Regions from separate parts of the Homo sapiens genome. Here regions 1, 3, 4, 5 and 6 are each linked to region 2. Evidence: chromatin contacts called from ENCODE Hi-C or POLR2A ChIA-PET data. All regions are on one chromosome and are shown on one strand. The core of a region is the stretch at or near the end of the contact, and the rest is flanking DNA. Distances in the headings are between cores, read along the strand shown. Region 1 overlaps ANKRD44 (ankyrin repeat domain 44). Region 2 overlaps RFTN2 (raftlin family member 2). Region 3 overlaps PLCL1 (phospholipase C like 1 (inactive)). Region 4 overlaps ANKRD44 (ankyrin repeat domain 44). Region 5 holds the start of ANKRD44-AS1 (ANKRD44 antisense RNA 1). Region 6 holds the start of ANKRD44 (ankyrin repeat domain 44).

Region 1 (3,747 bases), core at 476-2,975, 450 kb before region 2:
AAGCCACCACACCTAGCCTTTGTAAGATATTTCTACTGTGGTCCTTTTTCTGTGCACTCTGCTTTCTATATCTCAACCCCAGTATCTTAACTCTTAGCCACTGATTGGTTCTCACTGATCTCTCTGACTTAATCCAGATTCGACCAGTTCCCAAACAGAAGCTAGAGTCAGGAGGGAAATAAAGCCAGACCCTGGACTGGCAGTTGTAAGAAAGTGAAATTTCCAAGGGCTGAATTCTTCGCCAAGACCTTGTCTTCCCTGTCTGCTCAGAGGCATTCAGGGTTCTATCCACCTGGCTAACAGGAGATAATGCCAGCAGGAATTTAGCAAGCTTGGGTTACACCATGCTCTGTAGGTTAATACAACAATGGAGAACACAGCTATAATGGGCTGTTCTGGCAAGGCCGAATTATTTGTCCAACATGGTAATCATTAGCACCTCATTCATTATTAAATTAGGAAACAGTTTGGTTGGATTCCCTAAAGGCTCAGCTGCCAGACACAAGCTCAGAGATAAAATCATCATGCTCTTGCAATATTATGAACTTAATATATAAATTGAGTAAAGGACTTTTTGGGAAAATAAAAGTCAAGTGAATTCCAAGAGTTTGCCTCAGCTTCCACAGGTAAATAAAATTGCTAAAAAAGAAAACTTTCCCAATGCTCCCCATGCCCTAAGTCTTCTTAATTTGATGAGAGGGAGGAGGAAATTTTCCATAGCACATTGAACCAAAATTATGCTAAAGAGATTAAGAGCTCAGAAATTCCAAGACCAAACAAGTGAATAGATTAAAATATATGCAACAGCTTCTCCCAGCTCTACTAAATCAGCCAGAGTTGAAGAGAGGCTGGTGGATTCTATGCCCTTGTGAAGGTGATGTGAAACCATGTTTGTCAAACAATCACTGGCCCCAGATACAAGAAAAAAAAGAGACTGGTTGACTTCATGCTGCAGAATTAAAATCTCCCCTTTCAGATGTAGAAACAACAACAACAACACAAAGTTGGCATATAAGACAAAGTTCTGAATTTGTACATTCATGAAACATTCCTCTGAGACTCTGAGAGGTCTATTAATACAACATTTAAGAGGTGGGTGGGCTGGGCACGGTGGCTCACACCTGTAATCCCAGCACTTTGGGAGGCCAAGGCAGGCGGATCACAAGGTCAGGAGATCGAGACTATCCTGGCTAACATGGTGAAACCCCATCTCTACTAAAAATACAAAAAATTAGCCAGGCGTGGTGGCACGCGCCTGTGGTCCCAGCTACTCGGAAGGCTGAGGCAGAAGAATCGCTTGAACCCAAGAGGCAGAGGTTGCAGTGAGCTGAGATCACGCCACTGCACTCCAGCCTGGGCTACAGAGCAAGACTCCGTCTCAAAAATAAATAAATAAATAAATAAAATAAAATACAAAATAAAAAAGAGGCGGGTATAGCTGATGGGGACCAATAGATGTCATACCACAAAGTTCTTTATTTTATACCTCCACTGATTCTGCCTACAATTTTCCACGGGCCAAATTGCAATTGCCAGGGCAACCAGCCAGGTGTGCATTGGCCCTTAGTCTGTGCCAACACCAAACAATACACATTTGTTTGGAACATGGCCCTGGGACATCTTTAGATTTGTTGGAAGAAAGGCCTATTCTCAAAAGCACAAGAAATGCCATGTGAAATCTAACCTAAGCTCCATGTGACCATCAGGAGCGTGGGGCACACGTGTTTTGAGGCACAGAACACTTGTTTCCTGGGGAAACCCACCTCAAGAACATGAACACAACAAAATAAGGGCCGTGTTGCTTATGCATCACAGCACAATTCTTGTTTCTTGTCCACAGTGTTCACCACATCTGCTTGAATGCATGTCTCAGCTCCTACCTCTGCAGAGCTTACTTTAAGATGCTACAGTTCCCCTTTCCTTACTGCAAACAAAGGCGAAAACTTACTATAGGCCTTTTGACTAGTCTGTAGGCAGTGGCACTTCCTCTAGATGTTAATCTCCCAAACATAAAAGAGGAAGAAGAAAGACAGCTTGTCTGTGAATAATCTACAGTGAGACATCTGCACATGCTCAATTCATTCCAGGATTTGTCTAGTAAACACTCAAGGGAGAAAGCATATAATGGTTTTGGAAACCTGTTTGGTGAGATATACTGAGCATACAGGTTTCCAAAAATTAAACCACTGGCATTTTTAAATCTGATGAAATATTTAAAATACATTGAAAAATAAAGACAATAGCATCACAAAGACCAGTATAAACACAAATCAGATTTAAATGTTTGCTATACTCCCTTCTAAATTTTTAAACATAAAATATTTTACAGAGAGTTGTAGTAGTTCTTTTATAGCCTTCCCTGAAGACATTTTTTACTTAACCTGCCTACTTAGAGGTAACCACTAACCAGAAATCAATATGGTTCCTTGCCTTCCATGTTTTTATGCTTTCATCACATAGTCACAGTCATGTATCCATAAGTATAACAGTATTGTTTTGCAGCCCAACTTAAATATATATAAATATACAAACACATTTAGTTGGCATATAAATCTAGGGTGTGCATATATATATGGCATATATACAGTGTGCATATATAATAGCATATATAGTGTATACATGCTATACATAGTGTTTATATAGCATGTATATATAGAGAGAGAGTATATAGTGTATACATGCTATACATAGTGTTTATGTAGCATGTTTATGTAGTGTGTATATATACTCACTATACATAGTGTGTATATATACTCACTATACATAGTGTGTATAGGTGTATGTTCATGTAGACTTTAAACTAGTTTTATTTCCTTTTGTATAATAAAAAAATCAAAATATATCCAAATGTACTGAATTCATCTACAATGCTGGGCCTGACTAGACAGCCAGGAATCAGACTTTCAAAGCAAGATAAAAATGTTACTGGAGAAGTCATTTTTCAATAAGAACAACTTCTTGCATTTTTCTTTGTGTAATGATAAAATCGCCTATCACATAAACTTCCATGAACATAACAAAGGAATTTTGCTTGGGTTCACTGTAGTAGTCAATCTAGTAAATTGGTTATTTAAATTTTTATTTGCAATTGACTTTTGAGTATAGCAGTTATTTACCTGACAAAATCAGGAGTTCAATGATCTCTGCATCTCCCAGAAATGCGGCCACATGAAGAGGGGTTCGTTTCTCAGAATCCTGAAATACACAACGTCAAAGACATACAACAGGTCAGTGGCAGCTGGAGGTCCCTTTTGTAGACATAGTAAGACGTGTCACTCACTCTGTGGTTAATGCATGTGGAAGAGTGTGAACACCAAACATTCGAGTAACTTCTGGTTATGCATTTTCTCTCAACATACCCTATAGTTACACATAACAAAGCATTCCATTTTCTGTGTCTGTGCTTGGTATTTGCCCACTTGCTGCTTTTACTGAAGCCCAGCTGAGGTCATAGATGGATCATTATGCCCTGGATGATGAATTTCAACTTACAGTATTTCCAAACCTTCAGGATGGTTAAAAAAAAAAAAAAAAAATCTAACCTACCATAGCAATATAGTTCAAAGCTTTCAATGACTTATTTTCTTTCTAAGGAAACATAGTGGAATGGTTCACAAGGACATTAAACATTAAACATAACTGTGGTCATTTTCTCCTTTCTATGCTTGTTAATTGTTGTTTGGACCACTGCCCATTCATGAAATACTTACTGAATGCTTACTCTATGCCAGAAACCATATTCTGGGG
Region 2 (3,947 bases), core at 465-2,964:
CATGGTGGTTCATGCCTGTAATCCTAGCACTTTGTGAAGCTGATGGAGGAGGATCCCTTGAGCCCAGGAGTTTGAGACTAGTCTGGGAAACATACTGAGACTCTTGTATCTACAAAATCATTAAAAGAAAATTATCCAAGTGTGGTGGTACATGCCTGTGGTCCCAGCTACTCGGGAGGCTGAGGTAGGAGGATCACTTGAGCCCAGAGGTTGAGGGTGCAGTGAGCTATTGATCACGCCACTGAACTCTACCATGGGTGACAGAAAGAGAACCTATCTTAAAAGAAAGAAAAGTAAAGAAAAAAGAAAAACAAATTCAAGGGACAGGGTACGTGGGAATGCAGAAGAGACCTTCTGGGTAATGTTCCAGGTGTGTGATCCAGGTGGAGAATTACATGAAAGAACCAGGTCTGGAACGATCCGAAGATGGGAAGCAGGGATCAGGGTAGAATTATTCTTCTTGAAGAGAAAGCAGGAACGCATTGGGGTAGGGATTGTTGGAGACCTTACAGGGAGTTCTTTCACACTAACTGTGGATGGGGCAATTCTGAATGCACTAAGATCTGATGTTTGACCTACGGCAGGCTTTACAAACTTTACCGTGCATTCCAAACATTGAGGTGCCTGTTGATTCCAGGGTCCACTCCAGTCTTTTGGAATCTCCATTTCACCAGGCTGCCCAGGTGGCCCTGATGCACAGTAAATTTGGGAACCATCACCAGAAGAGACAGACTTGGAAGTGTGGACTTCTCAGGCCTTGGGGATTACTTGGTGATACTTGCTACTATCAAAGGCATTCACTGTTTTCCTTGAATAATAAAACCCACCAACAGTTCCTGTTGGTATGGAGTGTGGAAACAAAAAGGGCTTATTTTCTGGAAGCATCCTTGATGTCTATTTTACCATATTCTTCTTCTTCTTTTTTTTTTTTTGACGGAGTCTCGCTCTGTCGCCCAGGCTGGAGTGCAGTGGCACGACCTCGGCTCACTGCAAGCTCCGCCTCCCGGGTTCACGCCATTTTCCTACCTCAGCCTCCCGAGTAGCTGGGACTACAGGCACCCACCACCATGCCCGGCTCATTTTTTGTATTTTTAGTAGAGACAGGGTTTCACCGTGGACTCGATCTCCTGACCTTGTGATCCGCCCACCTCGGCCTCCCAAAGTGCTGGGATTACAAGCGTGAGCCACCGCGCCCAGCCTTACCATATTCTTCTAATGTGACTTGTGTCCTTAAATGTTTTGGACAATTTTAGCTGGATAGGCTGCCTAGAGCCATGCTGAGGACACATATTTTTCACCATCTTTAGTTTACCAATTTATTCCTGACCTGACTTGTCTAAAATATAAACGAATTTGGAATGTGGGCGAGGAGTTACTTACTCCCTCTGCAGTGTGACACAATTTCTGGCAGCAACCCCAAATTATGAAAGAGTATCTCTACCAGCGGATCCCGAGGCAGTGTGAGAAGGAGAAAGAGGAAGGAGGTGGCTTATCAAAGGCTCGGTGGGTTGGAGGTGGAGGTAGGTGGGTTAGGGGTGTATGTCAAGGAAAAAAGTCCTCAGATGGTGTGAAGTACACTGCTCGATCCTGGGTTGAGAATCATTGCCTGTATGTTTGAAATAGGATTCTCTCTGCCAGCGTTCTACTTGATATTTAACACAGTATGCAGAGAGGTGAAACATGTGGCACAGGGGAGGGCGAACCCTCCACAGCTACTTCAGTGAGGCAAGAGCACTGTCAAACCTATCCCTCCTGTGGTGTGAAGGGGAATTGCCTCTGAAAGGGCAGAAGCTTTTTAAGCACGAGCTTGATTTTATTTTATATTTTATTTTTTTTGAGGCGGAGTCTCCACTCTGTTGCCCAGGCTGGAGTGCAGTGGTATGATCTGGGCTCACTGCAACCTCTGCCTTTCGGGTTCAAGGGATTCTCCTGCCTCATCGTCCCAAGTAGCTGGGATTACAGGCACACACCACCACATCTGGCTTTTTTTTGTATTTTTAGTAGAGATGGGGTTTCACCATGCTGGCCAGGCTGGTCTTGAACTCCTGATATCAGGTGATCCACCTGCCTCGGCCTCCCAAAGTGCCAGGATTACAGGCATGAGCCACCTCGCCTGGCCTAAGCACGAGCTTTAAAACTGTTCGGTTGAAACTGACGAGTAATGCCTTCCAGTGGCCCTATGGGGAGTGCTGTTTGGGGAGTCTAATGAGATAAAACAGCAAACATGGAGATGGTTTGTCAAAGGCTGACAACTTTAGACAGCATCCAGATGCTCAAATAAGACTTTGGAAGGTCAGCATCTGCCTACCTCTTGGGGACGTCCTCATAGTCAGATCCTTAATTTGAGATATGTCGGAAACTTCTATGTCCCTGGTTTTCTGAGGGCCATTTTGATTTAAAATAGGTCCTGCTACTTTCAGACCAGCTGTGAGACCATGTGGAACTTGTTTTGGTTTCGAGGCTCTAATCACGGTAGACCTAAGGGAAAGAGGTCTGAAGCCTTATAGAGGGACGCCTATTTGGTAAAGCAAGTAAGTCCCTTATGGTTCTCAGTGGTTCCTGAGATAATTCTATTTACAGAATTGGGATAGAATATTTTTCCCTTAGCAAACTGGTGGTCATTATGGCACCTGAGAGGATGTTTCAAATGCCCTGGATGGTTTCAGAGGACAGAGCCCACATCTCTTATTCCCTACAAAAAGGTTCATCCAAAAGGTGCTGTTAGTTAAGTAAGTGACTTAGTATCTTCCTGAGAGGGATTTAAGAATCTTCTGGTTCTGTTTTAGACTTTAATGGACAGTCATGCTTTGATGTATTAGAAAACAAAGGCAACTTTGGAAAATATGCTTGATTTAGAGATAGTAATTTAAATTCTGAAAAAGTTCTAGTACAAACTGTTTTGGTGACAAGTATAGAGAACAGTCTACAGAGAAGTGATGAGAACATTGACTAGTCCCTTCATCTCTGAGGGCAGCAGATGATCCCTGGTGCTGTGGTCAGCACGAGGGCACAGGCTGCATGAAGGACAGGTCAGCCAGGGCAGGCTGAGTTCTCTGCAGGCAGAAGTGGTTGAACATTGTCAATGAGATAGTAGATGTAAAGTTCCTACACCCTGGATATGGACCCTGGAGCATAGGAGATGCTCAGAAATGTTTCCTTTTCTCTTCCCTGCCTTCTTCTATGCATTTCATAAGAAAGCACAAAGAAGATTCTATGTGAATGTCATTTGAGGGAGAGGGATTTGCTGTGACAACAGCATGACTATCAAGAAGATTGGGTCTTCCCACTAACAGAAGATCTCTTGGACTAAACTAATAAAAACAACTTTGACTCCTGTAGTGCTCTCAGCGTTCCAAGTCCTTTCTGTGTACATTAACATGCTTGTTTCTTATGATAATCCTTTAAGGTGTGCAGAGCAGACATTTTCTCTATTTTATGGATAGGGAAATTGAGACTCAGCTTTTAAGACCTTTGTCTTGGGTCTCCTCTAGTTCCCACTCTTTCTACAATACTGCATTAGCTCTACAAGCAAATGTAGAGTGACTACATTTGCTTGTAGAGCTCACTGAAGCCCTGACTACAGGAAGATGTGGGTTAGTTTAATTCTATTCTGACTAGAAAACTTTATAATTAGTGGATAAGTCTAAGCTTATTTTACCAAATTCCAGATTTTTATTTAGCATCCTAAATTAAGCATTCCACCTTATAATGTTCAGAAGTTATAGTGGAGAATAATGAAGAAAATAAACACAAATGTTCATTTTTCTTGGGCCAATTAGACTACTTAAGCAAACCACACAGGTCCTGATGTTAGTGTGGCAAACGGAAGAAGAGACAGGAGCAAGTTCATGATCCGTGGTATTAAAGTGTGACATAAAAGATTAATCATTGAAAGCTTTGCCTTAAAATTCCCCCAAATGAATTCAGTTTTGTTCAACAGTGACTAG
Region 3 (4,266 bases), core at 1,022-3,521, 410 kb after region 2:
ACTTTAGCAATCACAATTTTTTAACTAATAATGTGAGTTTTTAAATAATAGACATAATTCTTAATGTAAACTTCTACTAAGACTACTTTACAATTTTTTTTAATATCTTAAAAAACAAGGGGCACTTCTTGCCATTTTGTGCTAACTTAGTCTTTATTGGTTGAACTAGTGCTAGGCAAGGAAGGAATTAGCTATAGGGAGCAGGGAAGACAGATCTAAACAGTTCTGCACTTATGAGCATATTAGTGAATAATAGAGATGCTCCTTATGGAACCCAGGCATGAAAACCATCCTTGGACCTGTCACATCTTGGAATTATGTGCTGGACTCTTGTATTGGTTCGTTGACTTTAGTTGTAGTTTAGGAAGTGATAGCCAGAAACTTGAACTCTTGCTTCTAGCTTTTAGACCTTCTACTTAAGACAGAAGAACTATGTATTTCACCTCGTCTAACTTCTAGTATTTCAGATAATTTCTTCTCAGATACTTTTTTTTGGCTCAACCTATGCTTAATATTTTTAGCTAATGCTCACTCTGTCATCATTAAAGTGGTTTGCAGAAGAATATATGGCCTACGCAGAAGAATATATGGTCTATGCAAATAACTTCTCACTGTACATTCTCTATACAGACCTATACAAATATTTTCATAAAACTTCTGAGCTGGAGGTGGAACTATTACAAAGTGTTGTGGTTGAAAAAGGTTGATGGATTGAGGTTATTCCTCAAGACCTCTTTCCACCACAAAACTGAATATCCTAATTAGAGAATCCATTAGAAGGAACTTGACCAAGTCTGTGGCTTAATTTATGCCTCAAAGTGAAGTGATTAATATTATTCAATGCATGCATAGGACCAGAAATTCTTATTTGAATAAGTTATTCAACTTATAGGGTAATTAAAAACTGAAAGTAAACTGTCATTTCACTGCTATATTCCTATATATTAAATTAAACTTTAAACATTATTTAAGGATTCAATGTAATATATTTAGCTTTTTTTTTTAAAAGCAAGTCTGGAAGCTGGGCCAATTTCTACAAATGTTCTGCTCAGTAGCTAGCCTTTTGTGGAAACTCAATAGATCTTAAACACTTGGTTCATTTAAATTACTCTTCTTTTTGCTTTCAGGAAAGATTGAGAAGAGTTACAGGGAAGTTTAGTGGATTAGTCATTCAGTTCCTTGATGGATCACTTGCATGTGCCAATGCCAGGGAACATTTAACTGATTAAAACATTCTGAATGAATTTGTCATTTGGGGGTACTCTTTGAATGAATATCTTTATTGCATTGACTGTGTCCTACTGATATGACTTAGGCTTACTTCCAACATTAATTCTAAAGAGGCTCTGGCTAACTTATCTGTAGAATGTGTGTCCAAGTCAAGTTCGTGATGTATTTGGTTAAAAAAAACTTTGTGGCTCTTGAAAGAAATACAAAGATTTAGTAGTCAGTATTGTTTATAAAGTCTAGGGTGGTCATATTTAAATAATAAATCTAAGAATTAGATGAGTACTGTTACACATTTTTGTTAATAAATCTTAAATACTGGAAAGAATAGACTTAAGAAAAATATTCCAACATTGAAAACCTAAGTATCTAAACATATTTCAGTCTCATATGCCAAAAAATATGAAATTATAGCATTTTTGGTCAGGATAAACGCCTCCTGCATCTTTTTGTATAAGAAGTATTTTGAATGAAAATAGACTTGCCATGTCAGACTATTTGAAATTTAAGTTCTGTTTTCAATTTTAGGTTCTTAAAAAGGTCCAACTTAGCCAATGAACATAAAAGTGCTTACTGCTAATTTAGCTGCTGCTGCAGAACATGAAAGGAAATCATGAGGCCATTAACACATCTAGAAATAGTCATTTTCTAGCTTTCGGTTCCTAAGATAGCTTAGTGAAAATAAAATATTCAGACAAGGCAGGGTAGGGAGGTGAGTTTTTAAAGGATTTTCTTTTTAAACTTTCCTTCCTTCCACCCTCGCTCCCTCACTTCCACCCTCCTTTATTTCTCCTTCTTTATGTGTGTTAACTTAGAACTTCACTTCAAGATTTTCCGAGTGCTAAGTGATAGGGGCAGTGAGATATACGCTTTATCTCCCTGCATAGGCAATGAGTAAAAAAGATGTGAAATTATGGCAAATTCACCAGCAGATTTCAAAGGTGAAAATGCCCTTCTTGTACCAGGGTTAATATGATCTCCAGCCATCCATTCACAGATCATGCTCACTCTGTTGATGGCAAAGGAAAGTTCTCTTTGAGGCCTTGAAATGGAAACTGCACATCGTGCCTGGAAAGTCCCTCCAGGCTAGTGTTCAAGAAGTCTTTCTTTCACACTTCAGTTTCTTCATTGCATTATATTTACTGACTGCCTACCCTATGTTAGACCCTGTGTTAGGTCCTGCAGTCCTGTTCACAAGGATATTATAGTCTTGAGGGGAAGGCAGACATTCATTAAAGACTCACCTCAGTGTTGACGGGCAGACTGCAATAAAAAAGTATGCGGCACTGTGAATGTGTAACAGGTGTGGGCGGTGGTCAGGGAAGGCTGAGACTGGTTAACTGGGCAGAGGCAAAGGGTTGCAGGCAACTCGCCTGAGGTGGAGAGGCAAGGCTGGTGACAGGGGCAGGGAGGCCGTGGACAGCCGATATCACAAAAGGCGGTGCTGAAAGATGCAAGGGGACTGAGGACTTCTTTTTAGCTGAGCAAACAGTGCACATTTCTTCCACTCAGACTTTTCCTTTTCTAATTAAAAAAATGGGGACATCCACATCTTGATAACACAGTTAATGTGTGAATATAATAACTGCTTAATAAATCCTTGTTGAAATAGGAATGCTGATTAAGGCACTTAGGCCAGCAGCTGAAGGAGGCTTAATATATTCAGAGATGATTCCTAGGTATCTAGAAAAGGATATTTTAAGCTAAGAGAAAAGAGGGACAGTTCACCAGTTTCTTCCCTTCTAGGGAAACAACATAAAAGGACTGGAGTTGTTAAAAGACAGGGTGAGAAGTCTGTTGACATAAAACATGAGAAAATGAAGTTTGTGATGTTTTGATGCAGAAGTAAGTTATCATTATTGTTGAGTGATAATGGCATTAATTTTCTGAAGATGGGCAGCTCCTTTCATCCCATTTAATGTGTATGTGTGTGGGCATGTGTGCTTGCATACCTAAGGCTAAATTAATTTTTGGTACAATAGGGTAGGGTTGCTAGATTTGGTAAATGGAAATACAAGGCATCAAGATAAATTTGAATTTCAGGTAAAGGAAGTATAACTTTTGGAGTATATATATATGTCCCAAATGCCCTACCAGAGTGGAATTTTCCTCTTAAGAACTCTGGAGGCGTGTTGCCTCATTTCCCCCATGTTTTTAGTCATTGCATGTATAATGTTTATATTTATGTTTATTCGCAGTTTATTTTTGCCACATATATTTTTAGAATCTAAATTTTCCCAATAGTCTGGAACCTTTGGTGGGTGTACATAATGTGATGAAGGATTCTCTTCCTGGAGAGGCTGCTGATATATAGCCAAGATTCTGTCTTTGTGCTCTGGGCTTCTGTCTCTGTAGTGTTAATATTTCAAGAATGAGACTAGAGCATTTTTCTTACTTTAGTGCCCTTTGGAGCAACAGAAAGCTGCCTTTGCTGCAAAGGACCCTGTGGAATGATTGTTGATCTGCCTTCTAGAAACTGAGCTGTGCCCAAAACCTTTTACCAGTTTCTAAAGGCACCTGCTTTCATTTTCCTAGGAAGGTTCTTTAGGTGAGCGATAGTCACCCCTATATCTCTGCAATACCAAGTGAGCAGCTTGTTGTGTGTAGATACCATGAAATAGAAACAGATTCATGAAGATAAGATTAGAAGGTAATCTTTAGATTACAGAAACAGATTCATGAAAATAAGGATTAGAAGTTGTGAATGAAAACAACTGTTGCTTTGGATGGCTGGATTTAAAAATGTTCCTCAATATTGATGATGTGGTATTTTAATTAAAAAATAGGATCAGATCATGACACATAGAAGAAGCTATAATATGCACAATGATCTGCTTTTCCAGGAAATGAGTATCTTTGGGGATCAGCATTGAGCTCACTACACATGATAAAAAATAAAACTCATTGGAAATCTAGAAATTGGCAACTAAAAATTGAGTCAAAATGTGTTTTAACCACCCCACCCCCCTCTTGTTTGTTTTTATTCACTTCTGATAACCTACTGGCTGTTTAGTTATATTTTATGGTTGTTTTGGCTAT
Region 4 (4,219 bases), core at 513-3,012, 340 kb before region 2:
GATTACACTAACGTTTCTTAGCCCAGCCACCCACAATGGGAGTATTCTGTACACAATTCTGTAATACACAAGCAGTGAATCTTCTGGCCTCACGTAACTAAAACAAGAAAAATACTCAATAACTCAACATGGTATCATGCTAAACTTCCAACTCCAAGACGAGGCACGGTGGCTCACGCCTATAATCCCAGCACTTTGGGAGGCCAAGGCGGGCAGATCACCTGAGGTCAGGAGTTTGAGACCAGCCCGACCAACATGGCGAAACCCTATCTCTACTAAAAATACAAAAATTAGCCGGGCGTGGCGGTGGGTGCCTGTAATCCCAGCTGCTCGGGAGGCTGAGGCAGGAGAACCTGGGAGGCGGAGGCTGCAGTGAGCTGAGAAAGCGCCACTACACTCCAGCCTGAGCAATAGAGCAAGGCTCCATCTTAAAAAACAACAACAACAAAAAAAACTTCCAACTCCAGCCTGTAATTGGCCAGAAATGTCAGTACTTTCTGAACTATCCTACCAAAGTGTCCTAACAGCGGAGGAGCATCTCTTAAATACAAAATTAATTATTCTCCCTTATGGTTATCTTTAAAATTCTTGCAAATGTTCTACCTTAGTGTGTGTGTATATGTGTATAGACACACATACATGCATACACACACACACACACACACACACACACACACATATATATATTTGCTTTAATATTAAAATCATGTTTCCTCTAAAAGTAGGGGGGAAATTGATACTGTAGGAGTATGTTCCACCTTACTGTGTGTGTATATGTGTGTATAGACACACATACATACACACACACACACATATATATATATTTGCTTTAACATCAAAATCATGTTTCTTCTAAAACTAAAGGGGAAATTGATACTCTAGGCGTATGTACTAGTTGTACTGTGGCACTTCATCATGTCCCCAGAGGGGTGCACACCTATCAGATTAACTGCCTTTTCCAAAATGCTCTCCTTCCATCCGTGAAACACATCTACAAATCAAGTTCCTAAGAGTTATTTGTCCAAGGTGCTGCCCTGAGGCCCAAGGCAATAGTTAACTGAACCAGAGAAGTATTCAGCTCAGGGCAGCCAAGGAGATTCCCTGTCCAGAGAATGTGAGAAGGAGATGAAGAGTGAGGGTCAGTCTCTCTTTGGCTGAACCTGTAGCCATATGTTCCACAACTATGGTCCAAGAAGTTGGAAAGGCGGTCTTTAGAAAAGGAAGGAATGAAGAAGACACTCAGAGAGAAGCAGACACCAGAGGTAGGATGGGAATGCTGCCTGTTCCTCACAGAGCCCTGTCTATGGGGTTACGCTTCCTGGGGCTGGGCTCCCATCATTTGGAAGCTCAGCTTCCTGAGTAGTCACCTCAGCATACACAGAACACTCATGTGAGAAACACAAGCTAAGTGACAAAAAAAGGCAGGCACAATAGAGCAGCCTGGGGCCTTATTCACCAAGAGATAAATCACTTGCTGTGGGCACACCCCAACTCTGAAAGAAAAACCAAATTAACAACCGTGCAAGCTCCTATTTGGATATAAGCTAGGTATCCCTTCTTTTCTAGCAAGAAGGAATAAACCTAACATGACTTGCATTAAACATCATAGTTTTGGAATTGAGAATCTGTAAATTGTAAGTTATGGCCCCAAAACAAAAGAAGAACTACAGGCCTGCCTGTGAACTTCCTTTTTTCTAGGCTGTTACATGCTTTGCTGTTGCCACTGACAGTGTGGTAAGAGGCGGCCCCCTGGGTTTCCCCAGCCAGGCTGCCCCATCGAAGGCAGCTACACAGCGGCCAGGACAAGCCAGCCAGAGCCAGTAGGGCTGGAGCCCTGACAAAGGCAACGACGCTCCTGGAGTCAGATAATGAAAGCCAGAGCAGGAAGGACCCTGCGCTTCATGTAAGACGTTCACCAAATAAAGAAATGTTTAATCACGCATCTGTGCTGTACATTGCAGGAGCCTTTGAAAAGCGTAATGCCTGGGTGCAGTTTAAAAATAAGGAATCTTAATCTATCTGGTCTAACTTTAGAAAATTGTTTGGAGGGGATTCTTAAGATACTCTGAATTTATACTTTCTTAACAGGGGCTGTCTTTTGTATATGTGGTTTGTGAGAAAATGTGTGATTGATCTGTAATTTGAGCCTCTTTTCAAAGCTTATAGTATCATTGGATTCAAACCATTTTCATTTAATGCTCTAGATGGCAGAACACTAAGACCTAAGCAATTAAAAAGGGAAAGATTTCAGATAATGAACTAGTTTCTAGTGACTGTCCAACAGTGGACCAGGCTCATTTCTAAATCACTAGGTGTCTAAACTTGACAACAGTTAAAACTAGATCCCTAACTGTCAGGAGCATGAGTACAAAAGATTCCTGCTGTTCTATGATGTGTTTCTGACTATGTGTCTTTGAAAGGCCTTTCAACTTTAATGCTCCAAAATTTAGATGTTCTCCATATACCAACGGCTTTATAAAAAGTAAATGTAAGCACACAGAGCCAAAAGACAACTTGAACACAAGTTATCTACATCAAAGTAACAAAACCAAAGTGCATTTGTCTTTACACCAGGAAATAAATCAAATTGAGACAGATGAACAGGAAAAAAAATATGTCATGAACCTGAAGTTAAACATCTACTTTTCAGGCTTGAATTTTTAAAAAATACACTTCTAAGATTCTTTCCCAAGAAGGCTTCATGTATATACAAATACATTAATCCCCCTTAGAATAGATTTAAAACAAAGGCCTTGGTGTTTCAGAAAATGGCATACAAAAGGGGAGGATGTAAGGCCCTGTGTATAAACAAGTCAAGAGGCTCGTATCCTAAGCTAATCGCTCCTGTGCAATGGGAGGCAGCCACATCACCCTAGTCCAGGACTTCCATGTACTCCCAGTAAATTGTAAACTGTCCTGTAAGGGGGCTTCAGCCTTCTCATAGATCACAGATCAAAGACCAAGTCTATAAAGAGAGAGGAAGAAGAAAAAAACTGTATTCATGCTTTGGGTGCCTCAGGAGGTACAGAAAAGAGAGAAGTCAGTTGATGTCTCCAAACCTCTACAAGCAGCTCATCTTCAAAAAAAAAATGGAAGAATAGGTGAAAACACCAATCCAATCCCCAAGAAGAAAGCACTCTCCTTGCACAGGTTTAGTGTTTAAAATTTCAGGTGCCTGAGCTTAAGCAGATTCCAGGACTCTCTTGGAGGTGGCAGCTATCACTGTGTAGGATTTCTTTATAGTAAAGGTGATTAGCTCTCTTTCAGATCATTTTGCAAAGGAAGTCAGTTGGACAAATGTGAGTACCATGTAGACCCACCTGGGAAAGCTAAATATTTACCAGTTCAGTTTGGTATGACAGTAGTTTTTAAGAGGTATTCTTTAAAAAACAAATTAAAAGCACACAGAAACACAGAAGTTTTTTTTTTTTTTACTTGATTAAAAGAATCAACAGGCAGTAACAGTCAGCTTTTTAGTGATTATTATAAAACTTCGGGGAAAAAAACAATCATGACTTTCTTCAGTTCCTTTTTCTTTTATTTAGTATCTTAAAACAATTCAATATTTTTGGACAAATTTTTTATTGTGTAAAGTATACATAAAATTTACCATTTTATAACTAAAAGAGTATAATTGGATTATTTGTAACACAAAGGATAAATGCTTGAGGGGATGGATGCCCCATTCTCCATGATGTACTTATTTCACATTGCATGCATGTATCAAAACATTTCATGTACCCCACAAATATATACACCTACTATGTACCCACAAAAAGTAAAAATTTTTTAATTTACCATTTTAACCATCTTTAAGTGTACAGTTCACTGGGATTAAGTACATTCACATTATTATACAACCATTACCATCATTCATCTCCAGAAATTTTTCCCTAGCCCATACTGAAACTCCGTGCCAATTAAACAATAACTTCCCATTGCCTCCCCCCTTTATCCCTGGTAACCACTATTCTACTTCCTGTCTCTCTGAATTTGACTACTCTAGGTACCTTATATAAATGAAAATCATACAATAGTTGTTCTTGCATCTGGCTTATTTCACTTAGCATAATATCTTCAAGTTCAGCTATGTTGCAGCATGTGTCAGAATTCCCTTCCTTTTTATTTTTTCTTTTTATTTATTTATTTATTCATTTATTTATTTTTGAGATGGAGTCTTGCTCTGTCACCCAGGCTGGAGTACAGTGGTGTGATCTTG
Region 5 (3,766 bases), core at 556-3,055, 400 kb before region 2:
GTAGTTGCAAACATGAGAGGTGGATTTAATAATGTTAATCAATATAAACCACTTTAGTGATCTTTGTGGGGAAAAAAGAAAAATGGCCAGAAGATGATTTTCAGGGTTGTAGGTATATTCAGTATAATTTATTTGTCTGTTCAAATAGAGACAGCAGTTCAGTTTTAGGGTGCACTGGAAAACATGACTTTTTATTACTACCTGGTATGTGCATCACTTATAAAAAAGACAACAATAAAAAAGTATTCCTTATAAAAAATAGCAGAAAATGATCCATAACTACAGAAGTATCTTCTTGTGGTCATGAGTAATTTTAATTTTTGAGAATCTCACAAATTGGAAGCTAAATAAAGCAATTCAAGTGTCCTTTAAAAACAACAACAAAATCAGCATGTAGAAATGAAAGGTACTCTCAGAAAGGTGGCAATCTCCTGCTACATTTGAGGAGGCTGGAACTACTGTATACAAGATATATGGATTAACTCAGTCACATTAAATCATTCATGATTTAGGCAACTCCAGATTGGGTTTGTCTAAAATCTGTTAGCACCTGGGTTCTTTCCAAACACCAGCAAGCAATTTTTACACAATCAGGTCTTTCCAAAGCCCATGACAATTTTCCTTTAAACCCTCTCCTTCCCTTCTACTGTTCTTTTCTTTGAATTCCACGTGCATTCTTGGAAAGACAGCAAGCAGTTAAACTCTCACCACCTCTCCACAGGTGAGGGACTAGGGACATGTGTAAAACGGAGTCACCTTCCTGTTCTGGCCATTGTCAATTTTTTTTTTCCTAAGGCATCTTGTTATAGCAACCATTCTAAAATTGTTATAGCAACCATTCTAAAATTTAAGGCAGTGGGTTGATCAGGACCTGAATTAGTTTCTGCCTGAGATGACTGGAAGGTCCCCTACTCCCTCCCCAGCCAGAAAAAGTCACATGGAATGAAAATCTATTAGAGAATCCCCTCAGTGTAGTCTTTCAGGAAGCATCTTCTCATTTCCCCATCCAAAATCATGGTAAGGACATCCAGTGACAGATGTCAAAGGGAAAGGATAAGGCAGCAGGAAGAGAGAGGAGCCTAAGAGACTGGAAAACATTCGATAATATAAAATGGGAAAATGGGAAATTCTGCAAAAAAAAAGAAGTCATATCATATTTCCTTTCACAGACACCAACCCAGTGCGTAGCTCCTTTATTTCTTTACACACTACCCCCTCCAACAGGGGATAAAAGATATGTTTTCTAAAACTTAATTTGGTACATTTCAGATAACCACATTCAATTCAACAAAGATGTATTAAGCATAAGACATTTACTGAGCATAAGAAATTCAGACACTGGAGGCCGGGCGCAGTAGCTCATGCTTGTAATCCCAACACTTTGGGAGACCAAGGCAGGCGGATCACTTGAATCCAGGAGTTCCAGACCAGCCTAGACACATGGTGAAACCACATCTCCACTAAAAATGCAAAAATTAGCTGGGCACGGTGGCGCACACCTGTAGTCCCAGCGACTCGGGAGGCTGAGGTGGGAGAACCAACTGAGCCCAGGAAATTGAGGCTGCAGTGAGCCATGCTCACACCATTGCACTCCAGCCTGGGTGACAGAGTGAAATCCTGTCTCAAAAAAAAAAAAAAAAAAAAAGAAAGAAAGAAACACAGAAAAAGAAAAAGAAAGAAAGAAATTCAGACACTGGAATGTCAGAGTCAGTCTCTCCCTTGATGAGGTTACCAAGGTGTAACAGGAAGTATACAAATACGCACAGCTAGAATGTAAGGCACAGGCCGCAGGAGAAGTGCATGGAGAAGGGAGAGAAATTGTACCTGGCCTCCTGAAAGACGCAGCCTCTGAAATGAATATTGAAGACTGGGGAGGATTTAAACAGGTAGAGACGGATGGAATGGTAAGGGACTTTCCCTTCTTCATATTCAGAAGGCTGTGAGCAGAAGCTAGGGAGCCTGAACATACACAGGGAACAGTTTCATTTGGCTGGAGGAGGGGAGAAGTGAGGTAAGCTGAGTAGTAGACAGGGATCCTATCATGGAAGGTCTTGAATACCAAGCTAAGAAATTTGAGCTCTCTTCTGTGGAACTGGGGGAGCAGTGGGTGGTTTTTGAGCAGGGGAGTGACCTAAGATTTGTGCTTTAGAACAATCACTCTAAAAATGGATTGTATGATGACCTGGAGGAAAAGGCTGGAGTGTCATAACAAGTTAGGAAACTGCAATAATAGTCTGCACAAAGGGCTCTGGGGATGGAGTACCGCTCAGTTGTCAGAGGAAGCATTCTTCTGGTGGTAATATGTGAATCTAAAAGGTAAATTTGACCGGGCATGGTGGCTCACGTCTGTAATCCCAGCACTTTGGGAGGCCGAGGCAGGTGGATCACCTGAGGCCAGGAGTTTGAGACCAGCCTGGCCAACATGGTGAAACCCCGTCTCTACTAAAAATACAAAAAATTAGCCAGGCATGGTGGCGTGCCCCTGTAATCCCAGCTACTCGGGAGGCTGAAGCAGGTGAATCGCTTGAGCCCGGGAGGTGGAGGTTGCAGTGAGCTGAAATCGTGCTACTGCACTCCAGCCTGGGCGACAGCAAGACTCCATCTCGAAAAATAAAAAATAAAATAAAATAAAATAAAATGTAAATCTAGCTCCACCTTTAATGTAGCAAGGGCTAGCCTCCTCAGGAGTGGCTGCCTACATTCAAAACGATTCTCACCAACTTCTTCCACAGGACACAGGGCTCGGGAGCAGCGCCAGCCCGACATCGGCGGAGGAGCACCGGAAGTTCTGCAGCACTGGCTTTCTTTGCTCTTCCACCTATGCAAGCTCCTTCTCTCTTGTGGCTTGCCGAGCCTGGTTAGCTCTGAGACCGGAAGTTCTGAAGTCAGCTGGCATCCTACATCTGTGCAACCTACTTCTCTCCCCATCCCACCACAGAAACCAGAGCCTCGAGGCTTTTGGCTTGGGTGCTGCCTTCACAGTTTAGGTTTTGGTAAGAAGAAAGCTTATCTTCATGTCATGAGAAAGAAAAAAAAATGTATCTTTACGTAACGAGCTGAAAGAACAAAACAAGTATACCTAAGCCAAGTACATGCTATCTTTATTTCTTTATTTCCACACTGAAATTTAGTCAGGGATAAAACTTACTTTTTTAATCACACGAAGTTTGAAAAATAGGAAGTACTATGGGAAACACCTAATGCATCAAAACCCCTGTGCATTTTATCTTTGTCTTATGTTTGCTGGATTTTAATCTTAGTAGGTTTCCTGTTGCAACAATACAAAAACAGATAAAGAAAAAACTTAATAACCTTTCCTACCACAAATGTGAACAGCCCGTGTTCTTGTTGGTAGGTACAGATACAGATATATGAGATTATCGTTATTTATTATCAGAAAATGGGATTTTACTATTTCCCACACACACACTTTTTTTGAGATGGGGGTCTTGCTATATTGTCCAGGGTGGTCTCAAATTCTTGGGTTCAAGCGATCCTCCCACCCAAGTATCTGTAATCCAAGTAGTCTGGATTACAGATGCATACCACCATGCCTGGCTTATTTCCCTCTCTTACAATTTGCAAAAATAATGATGTACTGAGGACATCCCCCAGGTCGATAGCTACAGGATTAAATCATTTCTCTTAATAACTATATATAATACTATTCCATTGTATGGATATGCCATAACATATTCAATTATTCCCCTTCGAATGGGCATTTGGGTTGTTTCTAGTTTGTACCACAACAAACAAGCCTCTATCA
Region 6 (3,784 bases), core at 33-2,532, 290 kb before region 2:
ATGTTCTGGCTGGATACTAACTGGAGAACGCAAGGCAGCAGATGCAACCCATGGACAAGTTTGAGGTATTTAATACCAAGGGCTGGCAAGTCTGACCCTGTAGTCAAAGTCAAGATTGCCTCTCTGCCTACCAGGACCCCAAAACAAAGTTCCTTTCACTACCCACGAATAAACGGGGGTGGGGGTAGCAAGCCGTTTCCTTTTTTCGTGGAAAGAGCTGCAAAGAGTTTTGTCATGCAACTTGGTTTGGTGCCTGTTAGTGTCAATGTAAGAGCAGCAGAGTCCGCGAAGGTGGCTGTTACCATTCCACAGACCTGCGGCGAGGACTGTCAATCCGATTCAGCAAATAACCCCACCTCTCCAAGCCAGGACTCCAGAGCTGCCCTGTGTGGTGTCTCAGCAAGGAAAGCCAACAAAGCTGGTAGACACAGGCAGACCGTAGCCCACCGCCTGTGAGTGGAGGCTCCGAGCCGACTTCACCTCCTCCTCAGAGGGACCGGCCCGATCCGAAAGGGCGGTCTCCAGGGGTCCCCATCCCGCACCACGCACACAGCCTGGCGCAACTAAAGAGGAAGTCGGATGTCACATCCAACGGATAAATAAAGACAGCCCGGCCACACAAGAGCCGCATTCTGGGCAGGACTCCTGCTAGGTTTGGGGAGGGGTCCCAGTCTGCGATCCTTTCTCCCTCTTCGTGCAGCGTCCTCCTCCCCGGGGCCCGGGCCGGCGGCGCCCACGCAACGCGGCGCGGTGCGAGTCCCGAGAGCACCTCGAGCCCCCGGCCCCCTCCCCAGCCCCGCCGGGCCCGCGGCCGCCGCACTCCCGCACGCCGGCTGCCCAGCGCCCACGGGCCCTGCCCCAGACTCGGGCGCGCAGTTCCGACGGCCCAGGGCGGGGACGGCGCGGCGGAGGGGAGCTGCCGCCGCGGGCTCTCGGAGGCACCGGCGGCCGCACACAGTCCTCCCCTTCGCCGCGAGTAAACAGCTCGCGGGCGCGCTCCAGCCGCGCCCCCATCCCCCCGCCGGGCTCCGCGCCGCCCCGCGCCCGCGCGTCCCGCCCGCCGGCGCCGCCGCCCGCTACCTGGTCGGTGAGTTTGAGCACTGCCATTCTTCCGCTCCTTCGCGCGCACACACATGCAGGTCCCCGGCCCGCAGATGTCACGCCGGGAGCCGGGGAAGCGGAAGGGATTGCCAGGAGAAGGGAAAAAATCTGGCTCCCGAATTTGACAGCCCTCCCCCTGCTCCTCCTCCGCCGCCGCCTCCTCCCGCCGAGAGGCTGACACTGGCTAGTGGGGTTTGCAGCCGAGCCCGCCCGCCTTTCCACAGGAAGTACCGGCTGCTGCCAGCCGGGCCGCCACTGACATCACCGCGCGCTGGCTCGCTCGCCGCCCGCCGCCTGGGCCGACGCTGCCTCCTGCCGCCCGCAGCCGAGCCGCGCAGCCCGGCCCCCGGCGCTGCCCCCGCGCCCGCACCGGGCCGCCGCCTGCCTTCCGCACCTGCACGCGGCGCCCGGCCGGGCCGGCCCCGGGCCCTGGGCGGATCGCGGGCCTCCCTGACGGGTCTCACACATATGGGTGGGGAAGCCCGCGGGGACACACCCCGAGGGGGCAGGAAAGGCTCTCACTCACATGCCGTCCACTTTAACCGGGGAGATGGGGTTACGCCCCCTTCCCCTAACCCAGAATCAGGTGGTGGCAGCGCCCCGAAGATCCCAGGGACCGCAATTATGATGCTCCCTTTGTTTAATGCCAGGAGGCAGCGGACACATTGTGATTCTTTACAGGGTGTTTGCCAAACATTTATGGGTGGAGGGAACAGAAGCTCTGGCCCTTCCACCTTGTTCTCCAGCCACTTTCCAGCTAAACACACACACACATATGCACACACACATACTATTGTTAAATTCAAACACCCTGGGTTTGGTTTTTGCTGGTGGGGGTGGAGTGGAGTTCCTGGAGAAGCAAAGCAGTCCTAAATCACCGAGTTGATGGGTCTTTTGGGTGTTCCCACCAGTCCTTACTGATCTCTACAAAATCCCAAGTTACCAAGCTCTTCAACAAATAGAAGACAGCTGTCAAACACCATGGGCTACAGATACAACGGGCATATTCGTAAGCATAGTAGCTGTTGATAGTTCTGGAATTTGGAGCAAACACTTATTCATTGAACAGCTATGTACTGAGTCCCTACCTTGTCAGGCACTGGCTAGGCACGGGAATAAACGGAGAGCATAAATAAGATAACCTGCTCTCAGAAGATGCCAACATAAACCGCATAGTCTCTGCTAATGAATGTAATTACAAACTGAGATAAGGGATCTCAAGGGAAAACATGCTTCTGAAGTGAACCCACAACAAAGGAATCAGACCAGACTGGTGGGTGAGGGCAGGCTTCCCTGAGAAAGTGACAGGAGTTGAGATCTGGAGAAGGGAGAATTAAGTAAGCAAGTGGAGAGGAAGTGCTCCCAGGCAGCCCCATGTGCCCCTGGCAGGCCATAGAGCAAACCTGTAGGGCAGCATTGAACAGCTTTGAAGAGCAAACTAGAGCTACAGAATTCTTTGGTCAAGACCAAACATCTGCCTCTACTGTATATTCACAAACCAAATGTCCATTCTTCCTCCCTACTCTTAGAACCTCCCCCAAAGATTCCACATGAGACAGGAGAGAAAGGAGCATTAATATCCTCACATTTACCATCCAGCCACTCTGGTTGTCGAAGCAGCTAAATCTCAAATTTACCTTTATTAGTCTTATAGATTATAATTCAGATCATGCAGACAAGAAGAACCAAGGAACTTTGTTCCTGGCTTCCACTCCTCTGTTATCAATGTTGCATGGAAACAAACAAACAAAAAATTCTAAGGCCTTTCTCAGACATACAACAGATTGTTTATGTTGCATCTATGAGTCAGTTCTTCACTGCTGTTATTGGTATGTCTATTTACTGAACACCCTGCATGGCTTTGTAAGTAAACTGAATAGGACCCTGCATTCTCTACTTAAATAGAGCCATCTTTCAGAAGAGTGATAACAAATGACTTAATTTGGAAGATTCACTCAAGATCCAATTTGATTCATCGCGGACATGCCTGCACCTAAGTTCCTGGGGCCAAAGTGAGGAGGCAGCAGTTCTCCACCCAATCAGACCATCATCCTCTTTTTGTAACTAGTATCTTTAACACTCCCCTTACTATCCTGAAAGGTAATTTGTGGATAATATTACCTACCAATACAAATTTCAAAAAAAAAAAAACCAGCAACAATATATTGTCCTAATTGTACAATAAAGGAAAAATTAAAGGAGAGTAATTTATAATGAATATGTATTTCAGTAGGTAAGTGGTAAAACACAACTCTCTTTGTCTTCTGACAAAACAAAGCAGTAAGATGCTTCCACCTATATGGAGAGGCTTTGTGAATGAGAGAATTACAAATGCAGACAGATGTGAACATATAGTGTTAGGAATTCAAATATCAAGATTGGTGTTGTCATAGGTGACCTGACTTTGTGAAAGGTTGAACAACTCGTGGCCAAGTTCCAAATAAAATAGGGAGCAGAAGATTTGGCAAAATTTATTGATAAGACTACACTTATCAGAAGGTCTGCTTTTAATGTGTTAGCCAGTACTTTGACAGTGATTCAAACACTTTGTTTACTTCATTAAATGAGACTCAGACTCAGCAGTTGACTATATTCGGTGAGCTTGAGAAGCCAGAATGCCCCTGGTATAATGTAGAGAAAGAAATCCAAAGATTTGTGGAGATGGGAATGTTGGAATAATTTT

Evidence for each region. Hi-C counts contacts between places; a loop is a spot of excess contacts on that map. ChIA-PET counts read pairs that join two places held with the same protein, here RNA polymerase II (POLR2A). Pooled maps may share reads with other maps.
Region 1: a loop to region 2 is called in a pooled map, with 6 times the contacts of the local background. The contact joins two enhancer-like sites. A Hi-C loop is called at or near these places in 6 of 37 single-sample maps with no recorded cell type and 3 of 50 pooled maps.
Region 3: a map with no recorded cell type shows a loop between it and region 2 (4-fold over the local background). The contact joins two enhancer-like sites. A Hi-C loop is called at or near these places in 6 of 37 single-sample maps with no recorded cell type and 2 of 50 pooled maps.
Region 4: a loop to region 2 is called in a map with no recorded cell type, with 2.7 times the contacts of the local background. The contact joins two enhancer-like sites. A Hi-C loop is called at or near these places in 2 of 37 single-sample maps with no recorded cell type and 2 of 50 pooled maps. POLR2A ChIA-PET finds 5 or more read pairs at or near these places in 1 of 52 experiments (activated T-cell).
Region 5: a loop to region 2 is called in a map with no recorded cell type, with 2.6 times the contacts of the local background. The contact joins the promoter of ANKRD44-AS1 here to the enhancer-like site in region 2. A Hi-C loop is called at or near these places in 1 of 168 maps with a recorded cell type or tissue (mammary epithelial cell), 3 of 37 single-sample maps with no recorded cell type and 1 of 50 pooled maps.
Region 6: a map with no recorded cell type shows a loop between it and region 2 (2.7-fold over the local background). The contact joins the promoter of ANKRD44 here to the enhancer-like site in region 2. A Hi-C loop is called at or near these places in 7 of 37 single-sample maps with no recorded cell type and 3 of 50 pooled maps.

Annotation. Positions count from the first base shown.
Region 1 is chr2:197,143,911-197,147,657 of GRCh38, forward strand. ANKRD44 (ankyrin repeat domain 44) reads right to left here. Exons shown (of 28, transcript NM_001195144.2): 3 at 3,117-3,195. Among named protein-coding and RNA genes, the nearest start is that of ANKRD44-AS1, 52 kb to the right of the region's middle. RefSeq lists an enhancer at 1,698-1,857. Within about 2 kb of position 1,726, at least 8 of the 41 ENCODE cell types and tissues checked have a DNase peak (open chromatin) inside an H3K27ac peak, as active enhancers do.
Region 2 is chr2:197,598,040-197,601,986 of GRCh38, forward strand. The region is part of intron 7 of RFTN2 (raftlin family member 2); the gene reads right to left. Among named protein-coding and RNA genes, the nearest start is that of RFTN2, 76 kb to the right of the region's middle. Within about 2 kb of position 1,715, at least 2 of the 41 ENCODE cell types and tissues checked have a DNase peak (open chromatin) inside an H3K27ac peak, as active enhancers do.
Region 3 is chr2:198,003,145-198,007,410 of GRCh38, forward strand. All of the region lies in intron 1 of PLCL1 (phospholipase C like 1 (inactive)), which reads left to right. Among named protein-coding and RNA genes, the nearest start is that of PLCL1, 200 kb to the left of the region's middle. RefSeq lists an enhancer at 2,184-2,373. Within about 2 kb of position 2,272, at least 2 of the 41 ENCODE cell types and tissues checked have a DNase peak (open chromatin) inside an H3K27ac peak, as active enhancers do.
Region 4 is chr2:197,253,954-197,258,172 of GRCh38, forward strand. The region is part of intron 1 of ANKRD44 (ankyrin repeat domain 44); the gene reads right to left. The region is part of intron 5 of ANKRD44-IT1 (ANKRD44 intronic transcript 1); the gene reads right to left. Among named protein-coding and RNA genes, the nearest start is that of ANKRD44-IT1, 46 kb to the right of the region's middle. RefSeq lists enhancers at 1,986-2,642, 2,759-3,058. Within about 2 kb of position 1,763, at least 25 of the 41 ENCODE cell types and tissues checked have a DNase peak (open chromatin) inside an H3K27ac peak, as active enhancers do.
Region 5 is chr2:197,196,186-197,199,951 of GRCh38, forward strand. ANKRD44-AS1 (ANKRD44 antisense RNA 1) reads left to right here and starts at 1,806. Exons shown (of 2, transcript NR_135584.1): 1 at 1,806-1,904; 2 at 2,733-3,088. All of the region lies in intron 1 of ANKRD44 (ankyrin repeat domain 44), which reads right to left. RefSeq lists an enhancer at 2,852-2,921.
Region 6 is chr2:197,309,498-197,313,281 of GRCh38, forward strand. ANKRD44 (ankyrin repeat domain 44) reads right to left here and starts at 1,283. Exons shown (of 28, transcript NM_001195144.2): 1 at 1,081-1,283. The coding sequence starts at 1,107. It overlaps ANKRD44-DT (ANKRD44 divergent transcript), which reads left to right and starts at 1,569. Exons shown (of 4, transcript XR_923750.3): 1 at 1,569-3,201. RefSeq lists an enhancer at 134-635 and silencers at 759-1,138, 1,189-1,508, 1,519-1,598.